Linked DNA regions of Homo sapiens: region 2 is linked to region 1. The links are chromatin loops, found by intact Hi-C in ENCODE. Cell type or tissue: B cell. All regions are shown on one strand. Each heading gives the region's core, and the rest is flanking DNA. Links, peaks and the distances in the headings are about the cores only.

Region 1 (8,000 bases), core at 1-8,000:
TCATTTAAAATTTAGTATTATTTTCATCAGGGAAAACAAAACAGCAAAACAAAAACAAACAACAACAACGAGAGATAGTACTAGTTAGACAAAAAGCTATGTAACCACCTGGTTCTTTTTCAAATTACTCTGGTGTTTAAGGGCTTTTGATCAAAAAGATTAAATGACCAAGGCTCATTTTTTCCATTGGCTCAAAAAGTTAAGAACTGGCAGGAAGGGATTCACAAGAAAACAAGATTAATATTGAGTTTTCATTTTTTTAAGGAGAATAAAATAAACCACAATTTGTTTCTTAAAATCTGATTTTTAAACTTTGGTTTACAAATATAGCACTGTGCTATCTCAAACTGTGGTTGGCAAAATTGTAGTTGGAGCAAGACTACTCTACCAACACTTAAACAGATGTCTTTTGTGAATCCTAGAACAGAAAAAGCTAGAAGCTACATAAAGAAAAACACTGAATGTAAGATTCTGTAATAATGCAAATATTTTTCTTAAAAATGCAGCCATAAAATATGGATATAATCTATGAATAGATTATAGATCTCAAATAACTATTCACTTCAGGGCCAATAAACTTGGGCATTCTGCATACAAGTACACAATTCTAAGAACCACAGGCAAACTTGGTCCCTGACCTCACAGAGCTGACAATCTCACAGGAGGAAGAGGCAACAAGAAAATATAATTAAGCAGAGAACCCAGGGGGTACTAAAGGATACCTTCTTCGCTCATTTTTTTTCATTTTTAAAATCTAAAGTATAATTTAGATGCTTTAAAATACACCAATTGACATGTTTCATTAGATGAGGTTTGACAACTGTATGCATAACATCACCCTCATGATGAAAGTTCCCACATGCACCTTTAGGCACTTCTTTCCAAGCATACTTTGACTTCTTTCACCATAGATTCATTATGTTTGTTCTCGGATTTCAGATAAATGGAATAATCGTAATTCTACTTTTTAAAAAGGTGAATCAGGCTTCTTTCATTTAACATGTTTTTGAGATATATTCATATACCAACAGTTTATTCTTTTTTACTGCTGAGTAGTATTCCATTTAATGCATACTACAATCCATTCCCCTTCTGAAGGGCATTTGGGTTGTTTCCGGGGGAGGAAATAATAAGGCTGTACATTCATTCTTATAAAATATGAACAAGCATTCTTGTAAAAGCCTTTTTTAAGGACACAGGTTTTCACTTCTTTGGGTGAATACTTAGCAATTCCACTCCAAAGTTATATAGTAGACACGTATTTAAGAAATACTAAACAGTTCTCCAAAATAGTTACCATTTACACTCCCATCAGCAATGTACAGGAGTTCCAGTTCCTCCCTATCAAGTTTTATTTGGTTTTTTTTTTTTTTTTTTGAGACGGAGTTTCGCTCTGTCGCCCAGGCTGGAGTGCAGTGGCGCGATCTCGACTCACTGCAAGCTCCGCCTCCCGGGTTCACGCCATTCTCCTGCCTCAGCCTCCCGTGTAGCTGGGACTACAGGCACGCGCCACCATGCCCGGCTAATTTTTGTATTTTTAGTAGAGACGGGGTTTCACCGTGTTAGCCAGGATGGTCTCGATCTCCTGACCTCGTGATCCGCCCGTCTCGGCCTCCCAAAGTGCTGGGATTACAGGCGTGAGCCACCGTGCCCGGCCTTATTTGGTTTTAAGAGCCTATCTTATGTATCACACTGGGTGCTAAAGATACTAGCAAACAGGACGGACCTGTCCTCACAAAGCTTACTGTCCAAAGGACTCGTGGATGGCTTCTACAACTGACATCTAACTTAAACCTGGATGAATTATTGAGCAAAAAGGCAGGAAAAGAGGAGAAGTGTTCTTGAGAGAGGAAAGAACACTCGTAAGGGTTAAAAAATACACATAGGTAGTTTTCATAATGCTAACAGAAAATAAAGATAGAACAAGTTTTGTGATGGCAGAAATATGCTTTAAAAAAAAAGGTAAGAAAGCAATGTAGTAAGTATAAGTTTTTAAAAGTCAAATAAGGATTCCTAAAAAGACAATGTGTTTAGTTTATCTCCCTATTATAAGCTCTCATTGTATCATGTTCCTTGACAGCATTGGTCATTCTTACTGGTTCAAGTCTAACTCCCTCACTAAACTAGAATCATGTCTATTTGGGTTCACACTACTGTAGCCATAGTCCCTGGCAAGTAAGAGGTATTCAATCAATATTTTTTGATTACATGAGATCAGAGAGAAGTTAGGTAGTAACATTCAGAGATGGAAAGAAAGGTTTACGAAGGGTATTTGTATTAGTTTCCTATTGCTTATACAGCAATTTTAAACAAACTCAGTGGCTTAAACCAACATATACTAATTCTATCATAGCTTCATGGGTCAGGAATCTAGGCACAGTTTAGCTGGATCTTCTGTTTAGGGTCGCACAAGGTTGACATCAGGATGTCACCAGGGTTGGGTTCTTATGTGGAGGCTAAATTAGGGAAATAATCTGCTTCCAAGCTCACTCAGGCTTCTAGCAGAATTCACTTCCTTGAGGTTATAGGACTGAGGGGCCCTGGTTTCTTCCTGGCTGTTGGTGGAAACATCATAGAGGCTGTTAGTAGTTCCTTGCCACATAGGCTTCCCTAACAGGGCTGCTTATCTTATAATGCCAGCAAGGAGTCTCTGGTGCAAGTCTACTGGTAAGACAAAGTTTTACACAACGTCACATAATCACGGAAGCAACATCCCATCACCCTAGACTCTGTCTATCACTCTGTTCTTCAAAGACTATCAATTAACAGGCTCTCTTGAAAATAACCCTTTCTGTAAAGATTTACAAAGCCACCTATAACAGTTTGTTGTTACACATACGACTACCAAAACTGGCCAAGTTAACATGTATTCGTGGGAACGGTAAATGAGAAAGCGACTAGTACCACCAACAGAAATGACCAATTATGGATGCTAACGTAAGCATAAAAGAATCAGGAAAGAGGCCAGGCACAGTGGCTCATGCAGGTAATCCCAGCACTCTGAGAGGCCAAGGTGGGTGGATCACTTGAGCCCAGGAGTTCAAGACCAGCCTGGGCAACATGGCAAAACCTGTCTCTACCAGAAATTTTTCAAAATTAGCCAGGCGTGGTGGCATGCGCATGTAGTGCCAGCTACTTGAGAGGCTAAGGTGGGAGGATCATTTGAGCCTGGGAGGCGGAGGTTGTAGTGAGCCGAGATGACACCACTGCACTCCACTGTGGGTGACAGAACAAGACCCTATCAAAAACCAAACAAACAAACAAACAAACAAACAAAAAACACCCAAAAACCACAATCAGGAAATAAAGGAAAGGAGTACAATTCAACAAAGGGAGAAGAAAAATAGAAAAGTAAAAGGCAAAAGACAAAGTGTTAGAACACCTCAAGGATTATTCTATTCTTTCTCCTTTACCCTATTAGTAGGCCCTCTCAGGCTATATAAGGTACCAGATCTTTCTTATAGGACTAAGTACCACTATTTGCAACACTTCATATATACCCAAAATTCAGCACTAATAGGGACAGAGAACAACCAAGGTAAAGTACAAAGCAGCTAAGGCCAACTAAAGTTGGCATTTCAATCTACCTTTTATTGCTCCTGCCATCTAGTGGCAGGATCAAAAACAAAAGGATGCCAGACTGATGAACTCTATTAAAAGTAACACATGGAAAAAAAAAATCCCCCTTCAATAGAACGAAAAAAACAGCCTAAATTCAATCTCACCAAGTGATACACACGAGCACTGTCTAGATAATCACATTAAACATAGCCAATTTTATAACTTAAAATATGGAAACTCATGAGAGAGTTATGCTCAAGCCTAATATGATTACATAAATTCCTATCAGTGTTTAAGTAACAGCAGGAAAACAATGATAGAAATTCATAAGGATTACTAATGATATATGAGAATAACTTTTTTTACTAGGTTAACTCTGAAGGGAAAGACTCACAAATGTCATACCACCATAAATGTGACACTGTACAGTTGCAACTGGATCTCAGACTACTCTCACAAACCTCTCTCTCTGCTCTTGCAACTGATGGGTGGTCATTTTGATTGAAGCAGAGAGCATGTCATAAGCTTCAGATAACAAAGTACCTGTCTCTCTACTTTGAGCAACACAGAGAGAAAACCAAAGGTTGTTTAAAGGCTGCAAAAATGTCTTGAAGACTCCTTAGAGCTACTCTGCATCTTCCAATTTAAAGTCAGATGCATGTGCAAATCAAAAAAGAACACACAGGGCAAAACTTTTAAACACACATTAACTGAAAACAGGATTCCTATTTTAGTACCATCTCTTAATTTCTGCCTTAACTGGCAGTGACAGCTGTCAATTTTTATCAGTATCCATTTGAAAAAGGAGGGTCTATTCTGATTTATAAAGGACATTTACTAAACTAATTGGAAAAAAGAAAAAGCAACTGACAACAAAAAAAATTACAACAAAATAAGAGGCTGTTAGAGCATTTTAATGGCACTAAAAAAATCTGAAAAAAAAATCTAAGATCACATACAAAATAGTATATTTGATCAATTAAAACTATCCGGTGACACTTTGCTCAGCTAAGCCCAATAGAGATGGAAATCTAAATAATGTAGGCAGAAGGGATGGGCACAAGTGTTCTTTCTCTTTATATAACGCACGCACAACGTGTATAACATATATTTAAGTCCGGCATAACTATTCATATATTATAGAAACAAATCTCCAATAAATATTATATGTAAACATGTTATATTTACATTTCTTTATTGTTACTAGATATTATCTAAATTAGACATATGATTATGCATTATACTATATAAAGAGGATTTCTAACAATTATTAGATATAGAAATACATAATACACGTTTAAGTCAGACCCATAGTCATATACTATAAATATAAAATGTATAACTAACAAGCATTATCCATAGTAATAATATCCCATGGCCCACAAGTTGGTGTGATGAAAGAGCCAAAGTGGTTGGACAACTAATAAACTCATAAGCAAAATGACCAACTTTCTGAGGACAGTCTCGGTGGAAAGCAACAGCACAAGGTAAACTAAAATAAAACAATCACTCAAAATAAGCAATGTATACAGGCCTGAGAACTTAACTATCATAGAAGTTAGTGGTATAATACTCAACTTAGTCACCAAGACAAATCAGGAGAATCAGGGGGGATGCTATCAATGAGCAGATACTCAACTGTCCCATTTGAAAAAAAAAGTATGTTCCTAATGTGGATATACTTGTTCCTAATGCAGTAATTCAAATAAACAAATAAAAAGATTTAAAACACTGAAGAAAGTCAGTCCTAGTTTTATTATCTCTACGACTTTGGTAAAGTTACTTAGCCTTAGGCCTCAGGCTCCTCATCTATCAAATAAAACATCTACATCAGTCTTTTCCATGAATTGCATGGAACATTAATTAAAAAAAAATTAAAATCTTACAGTGATTCATAAATTAAATACGGTAAATACCAGATTAAATAAAATTAACAGTTAACTGAACAACTTCTTAAGACTGTAACATGGTAATGTGTATTGCATATCAGTATCAAAGAATGTAGTAAGCAGTTTTTTTCCCAAATTCAAATTATCAAAGATTATTTTGCTTAGAAGTGTAATTTCTGGAATATGTGGTCTGCAGAACATACTTTGGCAAAATAATAATTTCTTTGTGCTCGCCAGGTATGAAGTTTGTTCCATATTACAGGGAAACCAAAACTTATCTCCCTCAAAGGGGGGAAGGTTCTTCACCCCCTTTCCGAACAGAAAATATCAGCAAACTAATGACGGAGCAGAGAAAGAAGAGAATACAAGGAGAATAAATCAGTTTTCTCCTACCTTTAGAGACAGGTTGAGGAGAGGTGGTCAATACTGAACTATAGGGAAGCTTTACCATCCTTAACATATTTAAAATAACTTAAATTTCTGTAAAATAATAACATGCATTAAACTCCTCAGAGAATAGCATGTTTGGTATACTCTATTTTAAAATTTATTTTGAGAATACAAATGTTAAAAATACATTTATTAAATTTTAAATGGGCTCATTTTGTTCCCTATTTTACAAATGAGTCATTTGTAAAACAGGGAAAAAAATGGCTGTTTTTTTCTCCCCGGTTTCACAGAAACATTTTTTTTCCCTGTTTTAAATGGCTCATTTTCCCTGTGTTACTATGCTCAACCTGGTGAAATCTTTTTGCCAAACTACTTGACACTTATACTTTATCACAGTAACATTATATCAGCATTATTATAGCAAATATGTTATACTTTAGTTTACTTCTTAGGCAAGAATAACTACCTCTTTAAGACACTTAAAATGGAAGAATTCGGGGCAGGAAAGAATAAAAACAAATGAGGCTCAATCATGCAATGGCTGGAATCACCACTCCTGTTCCAACCAAACAGGAAGGTAAATGACCAAACATTACTTGGTCAAAAGTCTCAAGATGCTCTGCATTTCATTACATGTCCAAGAATCCTTCCACTAAGTATTATTATTTCCACTCTGTCTTTGAATATTAGATCCAAGAAATCTGAGGTGACATGAAAATAAGTCATGCTGCCTGAAGCACTGCTTTTACACTGCAGAGATATGCTGAGGTGCCTTCAACACATAGAATTTTAAGGATCAGAAACTATACTTTTACACAGAACAAATCTTCCTAATTTGAAGGTTGGGAAGAAGTGTCTACAAATTTATTGTCTTTTTGTACTTGTTCAGGCTGTTTTATCCAAAGCTTTGCATTTTGGAATTCAGAATTGTTCTGTGGCATTTCAGTTTAAACCAACTGAGTTGTACTTGATGCGTGCCTACAGCGTTCTTCTGAGATGGACTCTCGTTCTGTCATGCAGGTTGGAGTGCAGTGGCACGATCTCAGCTCACTGCAACTTCCGCCTCCAGGGTTCATGCAATTATTGTGACTCAGCCTCTCGAGTAGCTGGGATTACAGGCATGCACCACCATGCCCGGCTGATTTTTTGTATTTTTAGTAGAGACGGGGTTTCACCATATTGGCCAGACTGGTCTCGAACTCCTGACCTCAAGTGATCCTCCCAAAGTGTGGAAATGACAGGTGTGAGCCACCGCACCCGACCTGCAATGTTCTTTTTAAAGTATATAATGCAAACATTTGAATATTAATTATAAATCTCTGGCTTCTATTATAATTTTGCAAAATATTTCGCCACTACATTTAAGATGGATTTTGAATATGCTGGCAGAACCTGGTTGATCCAAACGAATAATTTAGGGAAAAAAAATTGAGGAATAAGGAGGGCAGATAAGACTAGAAAGAACTTGGGGCTGAACTTACTGCCTACTCTGTCACTCCAGGCAAGTCCTCTCACATCAAACGTCCTCAGTCCACTCATAGCAAAAGTCACAGTTACATAAAAATTTATAAGTAAATAAAAATACTTGTAAATTCTTCCAAGCCTCAATTATTTGGAGGGGAAGGGGTACAACAGGTAGGTTGAGCAAAGCATCATGCTGATTCATAATTGTACACCTTTGCAAATGCTATTCTTTGTAACAAAAATGTCACCCTGGAGGCTGACTTCAAGGCCTTTCCTTTTAACATACTAAGCAGTACTCTCTCATCTGTAAAATGGGGGCAATAAAATATCTAATAGGATTGCTTTAAGGACCAATTAGGCACAAACTGGAATAAGATATCTGCAACAAATTTAACCCAGACTTAGGATGCAAAATACATATACATATAACCTCCTACTAAATTAGTGAGACTAAACAACCCAGTCTAAAACTTTGGGAGAGACATGAACAGATATTTTACGGGAGATAAAAATGATAAACACATTGTGGTAAGTGTTTCCAAAGATGACCTTAAACAATTCTGCCCCTACCTGTATATGCATCTCCTCTCAACATTGAGCTAGGTCTGTGTGTATTTTGAGAACAACAAAATATAGCTGAAGTTACTTGTGTCTATTCCAAGCTTAACCCTTAGTTGACCTGGCAGCTTTCTCCCC
Region 2 (16,652 bases), core at 4,699-12,698, 220 kb before region 1:
GCAGGGTTAGGCGGGTCTGAGCTCAGACTCTCCTTGGGCAGGGCTTGCCACGGCCACTGTGGAGGATGGGGGTAGTTATCAGGCCAATAGGGTTATGTTCCAGAGGGGATTATGGCTGCCTCTGTCACTAGGGATGTGGGGGAAAGCTGGTAGCAATAGGCTTCACCCAGTTCCCACACAGTTGGCAAGGCCAGTCTTGCTAATAGCACTGAGTTTATCTCCAGGCAGCAGGACTCAGACCTAGCCCCAGGCTATAAATTTCCCCACTGAGAAAGCAACCATGGCTTTCAGGCCCCACCCTTCCCCATCTGCCCATACTGTCCACTGTGACTCTGCTGTCCTTCCTCCAGCATTTCCTGTTTGCCCCCAGATTCTGCTCAAGAGAGTTTATGTCCAGTCAAAATCATTACAAAGTTCAGCTGGAAGCTTCTTTCACCCTGCAACCTTTCCCAGATTCCACCTGCTGCCTTCCCCAAGTGCCCCTGTGAGACATTGTCAGGCATGGCTTCCCTGGGCTTGAGCTGGAGAATGGGAGTGCCTAAAAGGCTCTTCTCACTGCTGCTTGTAATTTTATATTTCATGCTAAATCCATTTCAGCTCTAGGTAAGGTTAAATCCTTTTCCTGTAATCTGGATTTTTGGATTCCCCAGTGGAGACATGTGTTTGGAGGCAGGTTTCTCCCCTCACACTTTGGGAACTCAGTTTTTAGCTTGTCTTGTGGAATTTGCAGTGGCCTGCAAGGAGAGTGGCCACGTTTTTCAAAGGATCTGTGAATTCTTTTGATTTTCCTAGTACACTTTCACAATGGTTCCTGGAACAAAAGTCCACACTGTGAGTCTCCACACACTGTTCCATCATCTAAGTGGGAGCTGCATGTCAGTCCTATCTCCTGTCTGCCATCTTGAACCCAGTCCTGTGCTGTACACTCTTGCAGAGAAAGGGACATTAGCACTTCCTGTATTGTCTACTGAGTCAAATACTCTTTAGTAACCAGCAGGCTAGGGGGACAATAGCGAGTCACTCACACACCTCAAAAAGAGTGGCTCTCTTATCTAAAGATGAAAAAAAAAATTACTGGGCCTTGAAAAGTGTATTATGTTTTAACAACAAATTAGAAAATAAGGTTAAGCTTAGTCACTGCTGTTCATTATTTCCTGTGATCCAGAGCTGGGCAAAGATGAGCCAGGGGCATGTCATCTGATGTGCTGTTCAGTGCTGCAGGAGTCCCTTCACAATGTGAGTTTTAAATGAAAGTTTTCAGAAGGCTTTATGTGTTTAGAAAACCTAGTTGCAAACTCCATTGATAATTGCATGACTTTTATAGTAAACAACATTTAAATCTTTTAGTGTAGGATTAAAGGTTGTCTGATCTTGAGATGGGTAAAGAATTTCTTGATTTTTTTTTCTCTTTGTAAACATTTTTTAAAAATTGTTTTATTGAGGTGAAATTCCCTAAAATATTAACCATTTTAAAGTGAACAATTCCATGGCTGTTAGTGTATTCACAGTGTTGTGAAACTGCCACTTCTATCTAGTTCCAAAGCATTTTCATCACCCCAAGAAAATACTCCATACCTGTGTAGCAGTCAGCCCTCCCTTCCCTCCTCCCCCCAGCCCTGGGCAACAACCAATCATGGTTCTGTGGATTTGCCTCTTCTGAATATTTCATGTAAATGGAATCATAGAATTTATGACTTTTTATGTCTCCTTTCACTTACAATGTTTTTGAAGTTTATCCATTTTGTAGCATGTACTAGTATTTCATTCCTTTTTGTATGTGGATAAGATTCCATTGTGTGGATATACCACATTTATCCATTCATCTGTTGGTGGACATTTGGGCTGCTTCCACCTTTGGCTATTGTGAATAGTGCTGCTGTGAACATTTGTGAGCTTATATTTGTTTAGGTACCAGTGTTCATTTATTTGGGGTTAGAAATTTCTGGGTCATATGGTAATTTTATGTTTAACTTTTTGAGGAACTGCCCAACTGTTTTTCGTAGCAAGCTGTGCCATTTTACATTCTCACCAACGGTATAAGAAGGTTCCAATTCCTCCACATTCTTGCCAGCTTTTAAAAATTTTCTCCTTTTTTAATGACAGCCATCCTAGTGGTTGTGAAACGGTACCTGGTTTTGATTTGCACATCCCTCATGAGTAATGATGTTGGGCATTTTTTTCGTGTGCTTGTTGCATAATTGCTTGACTTTTATATGTAATTAATCTCAATTTTAAGACCTGACACACAGTTTTGCCACTACTCTCTGCTTGATACCATTGAGTCTAATCTCATTATGCTCTTTAATCAGAAGGTGGCAGCCATCACAGGAAACCCAGAATTCCCAGATCATTGCACCCTCCTGACTTGCAACCCCACGTGCCTCTGTATTGTTGTTTTTGCCCCATCCTTCAACTCCTGAGACCCTTTCATTGTGCTCCTTGGAATTCATATTGCATCAGCGATATAATCCCCTACATCCTCAACCTGTTCTCTAAATGATTTCTTCACCTTGTTCTCTAACTGGAACCTGGTTCTCTCCCATAGCCCTCTTACATGGTGGCAGCATTCTCTCTCCCGCTCCTCCAAGGCCTGGAAATGGAGTAAGTGGCCTCTTTTTCTTCTCTGTCATTCCAGATTACTCTTACCTCTCCTTCCCTACAGGCATCTACCTTTGAGTCTCCTGTCATCGTCACACTGTGTTCCCCACCGTCCCTCCTTCATCCCTTGACAGTTTGAGTTTGTGAGTCACCATCACTCCCTCCAGCAGTGCCCTATCATAATTTTGGTGATTTCAGCATCCACATAGATGATGCTTTCAATTCCCTGACCTCTGCCGTCTCACTCACTCCCTCCCACGCTCAGACCTGTGACTTTAACATTACTAAAAATTTCAACTCCTTCATGATCTGTTTCAAGGCATCCACTTCCTTAACCATCCCTTCTTTTCCTAGGTTTCTCCAGGTGGCACCTTGATCCTGGACTCCAACAGCTTTTTACCCCTCTAGAGTCCTATCCTCTTTCCCCTGGAAACCCTTCTCTGCATGTTTCTGTTTTCCTCCTGAATCAGCTTGGGTTCCATGGTTCTCAGTGGAAGCAGTCCTTTGCATGTTCCCTCAGATCTGTTGCCCATTCTCACTTGGCTGTACTCACGGGGCAAACTCTTTTTTAAATCCCTGAACCTCTAGCACTTCCTTCCACAGCTCCATTCTTTTTTTGGAGAGAGAGAGTCTCACTCTGTCACCCAGGCTGGAGTGCAGTGGCATGATCTTGGCTCACTGCAACCTCTGCCTCTTGAGTTCAAACGATTCTCCTGCCTCAGCCACCCCCACTGAGTAGCTGGGATTACAGGCACATGCCACCATTCCCGGCTAATTTTTGTACTTTTTGTAGAAACAGGGTTTCACCATGTTGGCCAGGCTGGTCTCGAACTCCTGACCTCAGGTGATCCACCCACCTCAGCCTCCCAAAGTGCTGGGATTACAGGCATGAGCCACCACACTCAGCTCTCAATCTCCATTCTTAAGTAATGACCTGGCTTCTTGTGTCACTGAGAACAAAAGCAATCAAAAGAGGACTTCTGGCCAGGAGCAGTGGCTCATGCCTGTAATCCCAGCACTTTGGGAGGCTGAGGCGGTCCCATCATGAGGTCAGGAGTGCGAGACCAGCCTGGACAACATGGTGAAACACTGTCTCTACTAAAAATACAAAAATTAGCCAGGTGTGGTGGTGGGTGCCTGTAATCCCAGCTACTCGAGAAGCTGAGGCAGGAGAATCGCTTGAACCTGGGAGGCAGAGGTAGCAGTGAGCCAAGATCTCACCATTGCACTCCAGCCTGGGCTACAGAGCAAGACTGTCTCAAAAACAAAAAACAAAAACAAAAACAAAAACAGAAAACAAAAGAGGACTTCCAACAATCTCTTCCCTCCACTTGCCCATCTGCCTCTGTTGCTAGACACTGTACCTTCACCTGTGTCAGCCAGCCTCGACACTCCGCTCGCCTGCTCCAGGGCGTTGTTGTGGCAATTCTCCCATCTTACTCCTCTAAAGTCAATTTATTGGATCCTTTCTATTAGCATACAAAGCTATAACTTCTTCCATCTGAAAAACCCCTCACCTGACCTCACACTCTCCCTCTAACAATAGGTCATTTCTCTGCTCCCTTTTAAAAGGAATCTCCTGAAAAGCATCATCTGTTTTCAGTCTGTCTTTCTTTTTTTTTTTTTTTTTGAGATGGAGTTTTGCTCTTGTTGCCCAGGCTGGAGTGAAGTGGTGCAATCTCGGCTCACTGCAACCTCCGCCTCCCAGGTTCAAGCGATTCTCCTGCCTCAACCTCCTGAGTAGCTGGGATTACAGGCGCGTGCCACCACGCCCGGCTAATCTTTGTATTTTTAGTAGAGACGGGGTTTCACCATGTTGGTCAGGCTGGTCTCGAACTCCTGACCTCGTGATCCACCCACCTCGGCCTCCCAAAGTGTTGGGATTACAGGCGTGAGCCACCACGCCTGGCCTTTATGTATATTTGTAATGTATGAAAGATTACCTGCTAATTACATGAGAGAAAACAAAGCTTTCAAGAGAGATGCCAGGCAGTGTGCACTGCACTCGAGTCTCTGACTGAGTGTCACTACTGTGGGACAACTTGATGTGCCTACTGCATGATGAAGCATGACATTCTCAGCCACACTCATGAGTATTCCTATTCCAAATCGAATCAGACCTTTAGACCTACCTTCTGGTTTGCAGAAAATACAGGGGATGGAGAAGCAAGTAAACCACCACCATAAAGGACAATCAGATCCATAATATGGGACCTTTTGTACAACCACAACCCTCATTTCTTCAAATGTCAGTGTGGCAGGGACAACGATAGGCACAAACATGTAACACTTGCTGTGTGTTAGCAACATTTCTAAGTGATTCACATTTATTAACAAATTCATTCCTCATAAGCCTATGTGATGAGAACTATTGTGAGCCCCATTTTACAGTTTTTGCATGTTTGGGCATTTTCTTGGTGATTTTGCTGTTTTAAATGTCCCCCAGGCGTAGTGCTGACGAGTGCAGGAAGGTTGTGATGTGCCTTACAGAGAAAATATTTATGTCAGATATGCTCGTGTGAGTTATAGTGCAGCTGGCTGTGAGTTCTATGTTAATGAATCAAAATGTAGTACATCCAAAAAAGGAAGAGGAAATTTGCCAATCTGTATGTGAGGCCACTCTGGAAAGTGCTAAAGTAACATCTATAGTGCATATGAAACTTTGGGAAAAATAGAAAACAGCTACATTTGTGGATTCAAGAGATGACTTTTTATTTATTTATTTGTCAGTTTGTTTGTTTAAAGCATAGTGGACAGCATTATGGGACTGAAAGCCAAAAAAAAAAAAAAAAGTTTGGTCACGTTACCCAGGATCAGGAAATGTGAAACCCTTCTTGGCTAGTGCTGGCTTGCACGTTTTGAAAGGCGATATGACATGAAAAGTGTTACATTTACAGAAGAGGAAGGTTCCGAGAATCAAGAATCTGAGAAAGAATTTTAAAAATACAGTCTATCCTCATTACAGATTCTGTATTTGCAAATTCTCCTACTTCCTAACATGTATTTATAACTTCATTGATACTTGCAGTGCTTTTGTGGTCATTTCCAGACACACAGAATGGTGAAAACTGTGTTTCTGGATGCACATGTTCCCAGAGAGGGCAAACAAGGCAGGGCTTTGCCTTCTTGTTTCAGCTTCATGCGGAGATGACCAGAGGATAGAGACGGCAGGGGCAGTGCAGTGCAGTGGAAGAAGCTCAGCTCTGGGGCCCCTTGGAGGGGGTTCAAATCCCAGTGCTGGCACCTGTTACTGATGTGGCCTCAGGCAAACGGCTTACCACTTTTGGGCCTCATTTTCTCTTTGGTAAAATGGAAAATAAAATCCACCAAGATGAGTTGTTTTTGCATTTAAGATTATAGTCTTTGTGAGAAACACCCACACATACATTTCCCCAATGGTTGAGTATTTGCTCATTCACCATTTGTGGTGACTTTTTGAAGCAGAACTGTGAATAATGAGGATTGACTGTACCTGCTAAATGTTAAAAAGGAAAGGGGTTATGTGGAACGGCTGGTTTTCAATACTAATAAAACTGGCTTATTTTATAAGGACCTTGGCAGTTGAACCTGTATAAAGCTAATGGCATTTTGGTTGATAAAAATGTTGTGACCAGAGGTTCGGGGTAACCTAACCCTGTATTTCCCTAGGAGCAAACGTTTAGTATTGTCTAATTCAGTGTTTGTGGAGACTTTAATAGAACATAACTACTGTGCATAATGAGAATCAGCTGTAACTGATTTGGTGACTTAAAAAAAATCTGCTAGGCAAATGATTCTGCAAGAGAAGTGTAATATGTTTTACACTGAATCTATTGTTTCTTAAATGAACATGTTTCATGATGTCTGGCTAAAATGACATAGTGTTCCCGGACCAAACTGAGGGTTGGGCTGCTTATTCTTGCGGCCCAATAACAAGATGCAGAGGAACTGAGAAAGAAGAGAGTTGATTTCTGTAACGGGTTATAGGGAGAAGGCCGGGAAAATATCGTCAGACCAACTCAAAATTACGAAGTTTTCCAGAGCGTATATACCTTCTAAGCTATATGTCGACATGTAAGTGTGCATTCATCTAAAGACATGAGTGATTAAGGTCCGAGTCCTGAAGACCTTCCTCTGGAGCCTTAGTAAATTTACTTAATCTAGATGGGTCCAGGTGACAGGGGTGATTACCTTTGTCTTGTCTCCTGCTAAATCATGGAGGTTTGGGGAGTTCCTTTATACCCCAATAAAACTTGTTTGTGGAGGTCTGGGGAGTTCCTTCAGACCCCCAATAAAACTCATTTAATCCTAAATGGGTCCTGTTAATAATTCCTTCTTTATCTTGTCATGCTTCAAAGCCAAGGAAAGGCCTGGGCAAAACTCTTGGTGGGTGTTTGTGACATTCCAGCCTTTGCATAAGGACACTGGCTCTATCAGCTTTTAATATTGAACTTACCCACTCAGTTAGTGCTGAAACAGTTGTCATGGAGGCCTGCCTGTTCAGCTGTTAGTTAGACCTGGCCTGCCACAATAGCATAGAAATTCTGTATCTGTGATAACATTTATTCAGTGTTTCCTACATGCCTGTCACTGTTTTAAGCACTCTGAGTGTAATCTCATTTAACCTTCAGGGTAATAACTGGTAGTAGCAGGGACAGCAACAGACACAAACACTTACGTAACACTTGCTGTGTATTAGCAGCATTTCTGAGTGATTCACGTATATGGACTGATTCATTCCTCATGATAAGCCTATGTGATGAGAACTATTGTGAGCCCCATTTTACAGGTAAGGAAACTGAGGCCAAGGAAGATTAAACATGCCCAAGATTACAGTTAATAAGTGGTGTCCTCAGCCTACACTCCTAGACACTAAACTGTGCCACTTCCTAGAATGGGGAGAATGGGGTGCTCCCTCGACCAGTAAACAAATTAACTGAGTAGGAGCTTGTATTTTCTCGTATTTTATTATGTATTGTTAGTTTTCCGTGAAGCTGAGCTCAAAACTAGTTCCCTTCTTTTTTTTTGAGACAGAGTTTTGCCCTTGTTGCCCAGGCTGGAGTGCAATGACGCGATCTTGGTTCACCGCAACCTCCGCCTCCTGGGTTCAAGCGATTCTCCTGCCTCAGCCTCCCAAGTAGCTGGGATTACAGGCATGCACCTCCATGCCCGGCTAATTTTGTATTTTTAGTAGAGATGGGGTTTCTCCATGTTGGTCAGGCTGGTCTCGAACTCCTGAGCTCAGATGATCCACCCACCTCGGCCTCCCAAAGTGTTGAGATTATAGGCGTGAGCCACCGTGCCAGGCCTCAAAATTAGTTCCTACAGGCATTTTAGCTGATAGTAAACATAGCAAGTGTCAGACAATGGACTCCTGTTTCTCAAACCAGCTTTACAAACAGAGATGACCTGTTCATCAAGGAGAACAGACCACACAGGATAAATGCTTAAGAAATGGGCTATTTGGGTCGATTATTTTTTAATCTTTGAAATTGTTGATGGGGAATGATATGGCATTAACAGCATTGTAGAGTTGGTATAACCCCCGTCCCCCAACTTTTTTCCAGAGGAAAGGAAAAATAGGCATTTTAAAATTCAGTTTAAACCTGAACATTAGCCTCTCAGGACAGAAATGGGAAAATGCTCCCTGCACCTTTTCTCTTTATCTGTATCAGTAGTCCCTTGCCTGACATCCCTGAGACTACAAGTTTTGGTTTTTTTATTGATTGCTTTATCTTTGACCACAAGTTTCTTTGAGAATCTAATGAAAGTCAAGGACTCTTTCCTTAGGAGGAAAATGCTTCTAGGTACAGGCAGAACCTTGTCATCAAATATATTTTGTGGATATTCCCAAACCCCTTGAAAAACCCATTGAGATGGCATTGCAGGGTCCATAGATTTCAGAACCTTCTTAGGGGATCCATGAACTATTTTCACCATTTAAAAATACCTACAATCAAGCAGTTATCTGTTTCTTTGCTCTTGGCTGGAGTTAAGTGAGCATTTGCTGGGAAATCTGGTTTTCTTATGTAGACAAATAACTGAAAGCAAGAAGTGGGTGAGGTGGGGTTCCTTAGTGGTGAAAAGGTTGGGAACTGACAGCCTATATGGCGTCTCCATCTTCATCTGCCTCTCCTTTTCCCAAATCCTGTAGTCTGCACAGCTACAGTCTAACTCATATATTTTTATAATGAGTTATAATATAAAAATATATTTTTAATAAAATATATTTTTATAATGAGTTATAATATAAAAATATATTTTTAATAAAATATATTTTTATAATGAGTTATAATATAAAAATATATTTTTAATAAAATATATTTTTATTCTGTTTTTTTTTGTTTTTTTTTTGTTTTTTTTTTTTTGAGATGGAGTTTTGCTCTTGTTGCCCAGGCTGGAGTGCAGTGGCGTGATCTCGGCTCACTGCAACCTCTGTCTCCCGGGTTCAAACAATTCTGCTGATTCAGCATCCAGAGTAGCTGGGATTACAGGTGTGCACCACCACACCTGGCTAATTTTTTGTGTTTTTTAGTAGAGACGGGGTTTCTCCATGTTGGTCAGGCTGGTCTCAAACTCTCGACCTCAGGTGATCTGCCCGCCTCGGCCTCCCAAAGTGCTGGGATTACAGGCTTGAGCCACCGTGCCCAGCCGTCTGTTCTTTGATTATTTCATGCTTGCATGTTTTGTCTCCTCTGTTCATTCTTAAGACCATTTGGGTACCACTTCTTAAGGGCCCCTTTCTTATTTTCCATGGGGCTTGGCACTCAGTAGTTCAGTTGGCTTATTTTTCCGCGGCTGCCGTCTTCTCAGGAAAGTGCAGTGTCTGCCAAAGGTGTCCATTCTTTTGTCAGCAGGGGGCAGCAATGGAATGGGCAAAAATGGTCATTGTTCTTCAGATTAACTTTTCAGAGCTCTAAGACCCTTTAAGGGGTAATACCTACCCAATGTGAATGCTGAGGAAATTGTTTGTGAAATAAATGGAGCTTGATTAAAATCTAGCATATATTTCAATTCGAAGCAATATTATTGTTTTAACTAGAGGAATTGCCTTGTTTAGAGGTGTATGTAGGTTTGGGTTCCTGATGCGTTGGGGTGGCACAGAGGGTGAAGTATACAGTCAGAAGCCTAGGAAGGGAGCCAGTGAGCATTTCCTCAGGCTGCCGGTTACCTTTTATTGCTACTAAATTTACATGAACATAGGCCAATTTATCCCTGGAGTGAAATATGTATTTATGTTGTAGTGTGGAAAGAATTACATGTGTTTATTTTACATCTGGGAAATCTGAAAAAATATCTGCAAGAGTACTAATATTACACATTTTCTAAAAGCTTCGTTTAAAGGTGGTGAATTAATAGTACACAGATAAGTCTAAAGGGAGACAATTTCTAATTATTTTCTGAACTGAAGGAGAAAATGCATTTTCCTTCTATAAATGGTCAGATTAGCCAAAAATTGGGCAGCCCTGAGATAGGAGTTTGGTAGGACTGGTTTTGCAAGGTATGGGTCGCAAAAACCTCCCCTGATAAAAAGAGATGCCTACCAAAACCAAGGGGGCCATGAACGTGACCTCTCGTGGTCCTCACTACTGGTCATATGCTAATTATAATGCATTAACATGCTAAGAGACACTCCCACCAGCGCCATGACAGTTTACAAATACCATGGCAATGTCTGGAAACTACCCTATATGGCCTAAAAGGAGGAGGAACCCTCAGTTCTGGGAATTCCCCACCCCTTTCCCGGAAAACTCATGAACAATCTGTCTCTTTTTTAGCGCACGATCAAGAAATAACCATAAAAATAGCCAACCAGTAGTCCTCAGGGCTGCTCTATCGAGTATCCTTTACTCCTTTACTTTCTTAATAAACTTGCTTTTACTTTACTCTGTAGGCTGGCTTTTGAATTCCTTTCTACATGAAGCCAACGACCCATGTGACCTCCCAGGCTGAACCCAAATTTTGAGGTTCGCCTTGTGACAGCCCCGACTACTGACACAATTGTGATAACTGAAGCAGAGCATTTTCACCTGGAAGAAACAAATCTGAAGTCTGAGGCTAGACCCAGAGCCTGAAGGGTGCATTCAGTGGTTCATTTAACACTTAATTAGGGTCACCTTGCACTAGCCAGGTGCTATGGGAGTGGGGACATGGGCCTGCTCCCCAGACCTCAAGGCCTTACAGAAGAGAAGGGCAAGTGCTCACGGGAGGGCTCTGAGAGACTTGGGGCACGGGGACTTCTAAGTGGGAGATAAGGAAGGCTTCATGAAGAACTGAGGAAGGGCATTGGAAGCCTGGTAGGACTTTGACCATGAGAGATGGGGAGGAAAAGCTTTCTAGGCAGATGTAACCTGACAGGAATTCAAGAGGTGTCATGTTGCCCAAGTAGGTAGTGTATTTATGAGGAGGCAGGGACAAGATACAAAGCCACCGTTTGTGAGAATTACACACAATTATATTTTTTAGATCCTGTACTTTCCAAGTGGTTATTGCAGGGACCACAGTTGAGTTTTTTTCTCACTGGCTTAGTGATGGTCGTGGGAGAAGAACTTATTCCCATGAACAGAGGGAACTGTTTTAATCACAACTGCATGAGCAAAACACAAGAGGGCTCTTGAAAGAGAGAATTGGCTAATATTGTAGCAAAATCCAGAGCTCCTCAGTGGTAATTTTAATTTCCACAAAGTTAATGAAAGTATAGCCCTCCAGACCTGATATGAAAAAGTAGTATAACGTAGCTAATTGGGTTGTTTTCTAGACTTAGGAATCACCAGGGAAAGGCTAAGCTTAGAGAGGACTGTGGATTGAGCCCTCATCTCTTTTTAATCTCCTCTATAACCTGGCAGATTCTATTGGCTTTTCATTATGAGATTGTACTGCAAATGAAAGAAAGAGGAGGTGGGGTGTTCTGGGCTTGGTTACAGCTGGGTGTTTATCACAGGCATTTATAAGAAGTTAGTACACTTTCAGGCCCTCTGACAGGAAGCTTTGTAACCTGGCATTCATGTCATGCCAGCATTAAGTTTAGAGAAATGCTCCATTATTTGATTAATTGTCTTGGATAAAAGCCTTAACTGATGTTCCAGTTGACCTACAAATCTTGTGAAGTGAGTTTTAAAAGTATTTGTAAATAGTATGTATCCTTATAGCTCATGAATGTCAGAATTCTACACTGGGGCCAGCACAGTGGCTCATACCTGTAATCCCAGCAATTTGAGGGGCTGAGGAGGAAGATTGCTTGAGGCTAGGAGTTCAAGACCAGCCTGGGCAACATAATGAGACCCCATCTCTACCAAAATAAAAATTATCTGGGTGTCATGGTGTGAGCCTATACTCCCAGCTACTTGGGAAGCTGAGCTCAGAGGATCATCTGAGTCCTGGAGGTTGAGTCTGCAATGAGCAATGATTGTGCCACTGCACTCTAGCTTGGGTGGTGATGAAGTGAGACCGTGTCTCAAAAAAAAAACAAAAAAAAACAAAAAAACAAAAAAACTACATTGGGCCAAACATCACAGAGCAGTGGGCAGAGGGAAGACCCTATGTTGAAGTGGGGGATCTGTGTCCACATGGTGTGTCACATGGCCACTGTTTTCCACATCTCCAGTGTCAGCTGAGTGGGCTCAGGCAGGCATGTGACCCAGAGCCAATAACGTAAACTCACTTTCTCTCATCTGAATTAGGAGAAGAAACTAGAGGATTGGGTAGATTTGGCTCCAGCGGCTCTGCTGGGCTTTGTTGCAAGTGGAGGAAGTTGAGTTGAGCAAGAAGAGGAGAGAAAGGTGTGAAAACCAGCGACCATAGAGACCAGGGGATAGAGAGAAATAAGAGACGGCCATATCTCTGAAGGAAAGAAAGAGTAGCTCTTTCAAGTAGTTTCTGGGCACTCTTTCCTGTATCCATGCAACAAATCCCCTTCTCCTTGCATGAGTGTGGGTGGTTTCACTTCTTTGTTACTAAACTTTCTCTGTGACCATGATCAACTAAACCCTGGGAGGTATACAAGGAAAATATGAAACCTTGTCCCCTGACTACTGAACTTCTCAGTCTTGATAGAGCAAGAAAAAAAACCCAAACCTGGTCCTACTTATCCCCAGAAATGGTATTGTACCTCCTTTTTCACTTGCTAATTTTAAAGTCCCACTGGCTGTCACTTAGATTGGGTGTATACATTGTTTTTGTTCAAATGGATCCATCTCATAGTGGCATTGAGACCAATCTTCTTACCTGTCCGAAGGGAGGAGAACAGCCCCTTCCCAGCTCTCAAAGAGATGCCTGGGTGCTCTCCTTTGTATATTCATTCATTCATTCATTCATTCACTCACTCACTCATGCTTTCAGCTGATATTTTTTTGCCCACAGTTTGCCACATCTTGTCCTAGGTTTGGGGAAACAACAGTGAACAGAAGAGACAAAGTGGCACCGAGAGCCTGGTAAGGGCAAGAGAAATTAACAAATTAGTAACATAACACATCAGTAGAGGCTGGGCACAGTGACTCATGGCTGTAATCCTAGCACTTTGGGAGGCTGAGGTGGGCAGATCACTTGCTCAGGGGTTCTAGACCAGCCTGGATAACGTGGTGAAATCATGTCTCTACAAAAAAAAAACAAAAACAAAACAAAACACAAAAATTAGTTGGGCATGGTGGCACATGCCTGTAATCCCAGCTACTTGGTAGACTGAGGTGGGAGGACTATCTGAGGCCAGGAGGCAGAGGTTGCAGTGAGCCATGATCTCGCCGCTGCACTCCAGCCTGGGTGACAGAGCAAGACCCTGTCTCCAGAAAAAAAAAGAAAAAAAGTAGTTAGTTAATTACAACCATGATGTGTTTTATGGATGATGGGGATCATGGCCTTTTGGGAGGATGATGGAAGGCTATCTGGTGAAAACAACCTGTAAGCCGGGGTCGAAGAAGGAATAAAAATTGACTAGGAGAAAAACATGTCATGGACTTCACTGGAAGTTGAGCCTGGAACTCATTCAGATAATGCCTTCTTTATCCCACGATCATATAGATTAAGTTAGAGGCTCTAAGAAATTTGGGATTGTGTGTCCAGAGATATATAATGTGCAGTTAAAATGCTCCACCCTTGCTGGGAGATTGGTACTGGAGAGAAATGATGGTTAAGCCTGAAGCTTCAAGGTCCCAGGCTAAAAAGAGACAAGATCTTTTATTCCTTGAGTGAAAGTAGTAACAACAAACTAGGGGCAATGAAAAGGAGTTCTCAAATTTGCTAGAGAACCGTGCTGGCATCTTAAAACTTCTAGAAGCTTTGGAACTCGATCCTTCTTCCTTCGTTCCTCTTTCTTTATTCTTCCCTTCTCTTCTTCCCCTGTTTTGCCTCCCTTTAATCGCCCTTCCTTTCACTTGCCCTGTCTTCCCATTTCTTCTCTCCCGTCCCCTCTCCTCCATTTATCCACCCAACAAACATACATCAGGCATCTCCTTTGAATAAGACATTATGGGCCCTGCCCAGAAAGAGTTTGGCAGTGAATTAATTGACTGATTCCACCAGCAGGCTGGGCCGTGGAGAGAGATATATGTGGAACTATATTCGTTATAGTGAGTTCATTCTGTGTGTTTATATGAACAGTGATCATGGACTATATACTCTTACATGTACTCTTTTTAAAAGTGCATGCTCAGAGCAGTGAGGAAGTGTGGAGAAGGAGTAGAAAGCAGTTCTAAATGCAGGTGTCTGCAAAGGGCGGTTAGCTCTTTTGCAAAGCACTGTGTATTATATATCATTATTCTGTGTCATATTTGTGTGCCTTGAGGATTACATTGTAAGCAGTTCGTGTGCAGGAATTGTGTTCTCTCTTCTGTAAAATGGTGACTGCAGTGTCATTTACCCAGTGGGGATACAATAAACGTTAATTAATGGTGGCTTATTCCTTAACATAATTTTCCCTTTCAGATTAATGAAGCAGATTCCTGATAAATGCACTTGTCTCTCCAGAGTTTCATTTGCTAAAGCTCAAATGATGTAAAGGATTTGCCTGGAGGTGTGAAATTTTTGCCCAGTTTTTTTTCTTTTTTCAAGTGCCATTTGGAGATGCATTTCTTTCCTGAAAATAATTGGCACTAGTGAAATTAATTCTAGGTGGAAAAGAGAAGTATGTAGTCATGTTCTTGCCTGCTACTTTGGGTGGCTATTTGATCTAAAAACAGCAATTAAGTTTTAAAAGGGAATGGCAGGTGTTTACTGGGTAGAGCTAAGGCCCAGTTTGTATATGCTATCAAGCTCAAGTTAGAATATTAGAATATTCTTCAGGAATTCTTAGAGACATCCTATTCTCCTTGCAAAATAAAAGAATTTCCATAAAATCCAGATTAAATATCTGGACACTTAGAGGTTCTTTGAGATATGTGTGTGGAGTATGAGTGAACAAAGGTGAAGCAGTCTGAAGAAAATGGTTTAATTTCATGCTTGTTGACCCTTAGTTTGTAAGGTTACGTTCTGCCAGAGAAAAAAACTGATCTACTATCCAGTATTTGCTGAGAAATGACAGTAGATTAATCAGAAGACTTCTGAAGTGAGTCAGTAAAGCAGCATTTTAGGTTTTGTTTCTTTTTGTTTTATATGATGTGTGTTAAATGATTTCTGATTAGAGAACTGACAGAAATGTAAACACTTGAATGAAACTTTCAAACCATTTGCAGAACAATTCCTTACCCTTTCTTATTACGTCTTTGCTTATAAATTGTGTTTTCTTTTCTGTGAATTTTACCCTAGAGGAGTTTGCTGTGTGTGTTCTCATTCCGTTCCGGATGAATTGGCGGGTGGATAGGCCAGCTTGCTCCCAAGCGTCTTCTTTCTTCTAGGGGGAAGGCCATGCTAGGTGAGCATCAGAGTGTGTATGTGAGCCTTTGTGCTGTGATCTGTAGGAACAGAATGGTTCTGCATGCTTCCTGGTCATGAGGTGAGGAGCACAGAAATGTGGATCCTTCAGTCCTGACACCTCGCATCCGCAAATTATGATTTGGGCAAATGGTTTACTCTTTCAGCCCCAGGATTGTGTAAAATGAGAATAATGGTAATCAGGAGCTGGGTGCAGTGGCTCATGTCTGTAATACCAGTACTTTGGGAGGCTGAGGCAGGAAGATCCCTCGAGCTCAGGAGCTTGACACCAGCCTGGGCAACTTGGTGAAACCCCATCTCTACAAAAAAAAAAAAAAAAAAATGCTGGGCATGGTGTTGTGCATAGGCCTGTAGTCCCAACTACTCAGGAGGCTGAGGTGGCAGCCTGGGAGAGTGAGGCTGCAGTGAGCCGTGATCATGCCACTGTACTCCAGCCTGGGTGACAGAGCAAGACCCTGTCTCGAAACAAAACAAAAAAAACAGTAACCAGCCTTGCTTGTGGCCAAGACAGAGCTGGGAGGATTAGAGACTGTGACTGTGAAAGCACTGTTATAAACTGCAGCCCAGCGCTTCTCAGCCCCTGCCACACATCTTGTGAAATGGCCCTGTTTCTATCATTTGTGTAGTGGCTGTTACTGACATGGCTTTGATAACGGAAGTATTTTGAAAAGAGTGAGAAGAGAAAGATAAATGTGGGGGAAGCAGCAAAGGACTACTCTGTGCTTTTTTCCTTGAGCTAAATGCTGGGTTAAAACCAGACCTTGAGCTTTAGATAAGCTTGTTGAAGGTGGGAAGAGGCTTCTAGTGGGTTCTGGGGACATCATAACTAGGCAGTTGGACCTCAAGGTTGAGGTAGACCTGTTTTCTCTGGCACTATGAGGGAAGTGTTTCCCCTTGTTCTCCGTGTCCCTGGGATCTTTTAGGAGAGAACTTTGACTTCTCCTATTGCTTTCTGGGTCCACCTCGTTCTTCCAATAGCACTGCCCTCCCTTTGCTTAGGACTTTGCTTTCCCTTTCATTGCTGAGTACCATCACACCCCCATGTGCTGGTGCCCATGGCCAGACATTTACAAGGCTTCTCCATCCTTATGAAGGAAAATACTCTCTGACTCCCTTTAGGGTTTTTTTTTTTTTTTTTTAGAGACAGTCTTGCTCTGTTGCCCAGGCTGGAGTGCGGTGGCACAATCTTGGCTCACTGCAACCTCCACCTCCTG

What was found. Peaks named below come from ENCODE experiments on the same cell type or tissue, not always from the same donor. Only the 100,000 strongest peaks of a DNase experiment are listed, where the experiment ranks them.
Region 2: a loop joins it to region 1, with 9 times the contacts of the local background. A loop is called at or near these places in 55 of 110 quality-filtered maps.

What each region holds. Positions count from the first base shown.
Region 1 is chr3:31,546,479-31,554,478 of GRCh38, reverse strand. All of the region lies in intron 1 of STT3B (STT3 oligosaccharyltransferase complex catalytic subunit B), which reads right to left. Among named protein-coding and RNA genes, the nearest start is that of STT3B, 18 kb to the right of the region's middle. RefSeq lists an enhancer at 6,875-7,044. In B cell, for the core only: CTCF peaks have their summits at 3,583 (motif pointing left) and 3,606 (motif pointing left); a DNase peak (open chromatin) is centred at 3,618; H3K27ac peaks cover 569 bases.
Region 2 is chr3:31,761,739-31,778,390 of GRCh38, reverse strand. All of the region lies in intron 4 of OSBPL10 (oxysterol binding protein like 10), which reads left to right. Among named protein-coding and RNA genes, the nearest start is that of OSBPL10-AS1, 66 kb to the right of the region's middle. In B cell, for the core only: a CTCF peak has its summit at 9,442 (motif pointing right); a DNase peak (open chromatin) is centred at 9,450; H3K27ac peaks cover 614 bases.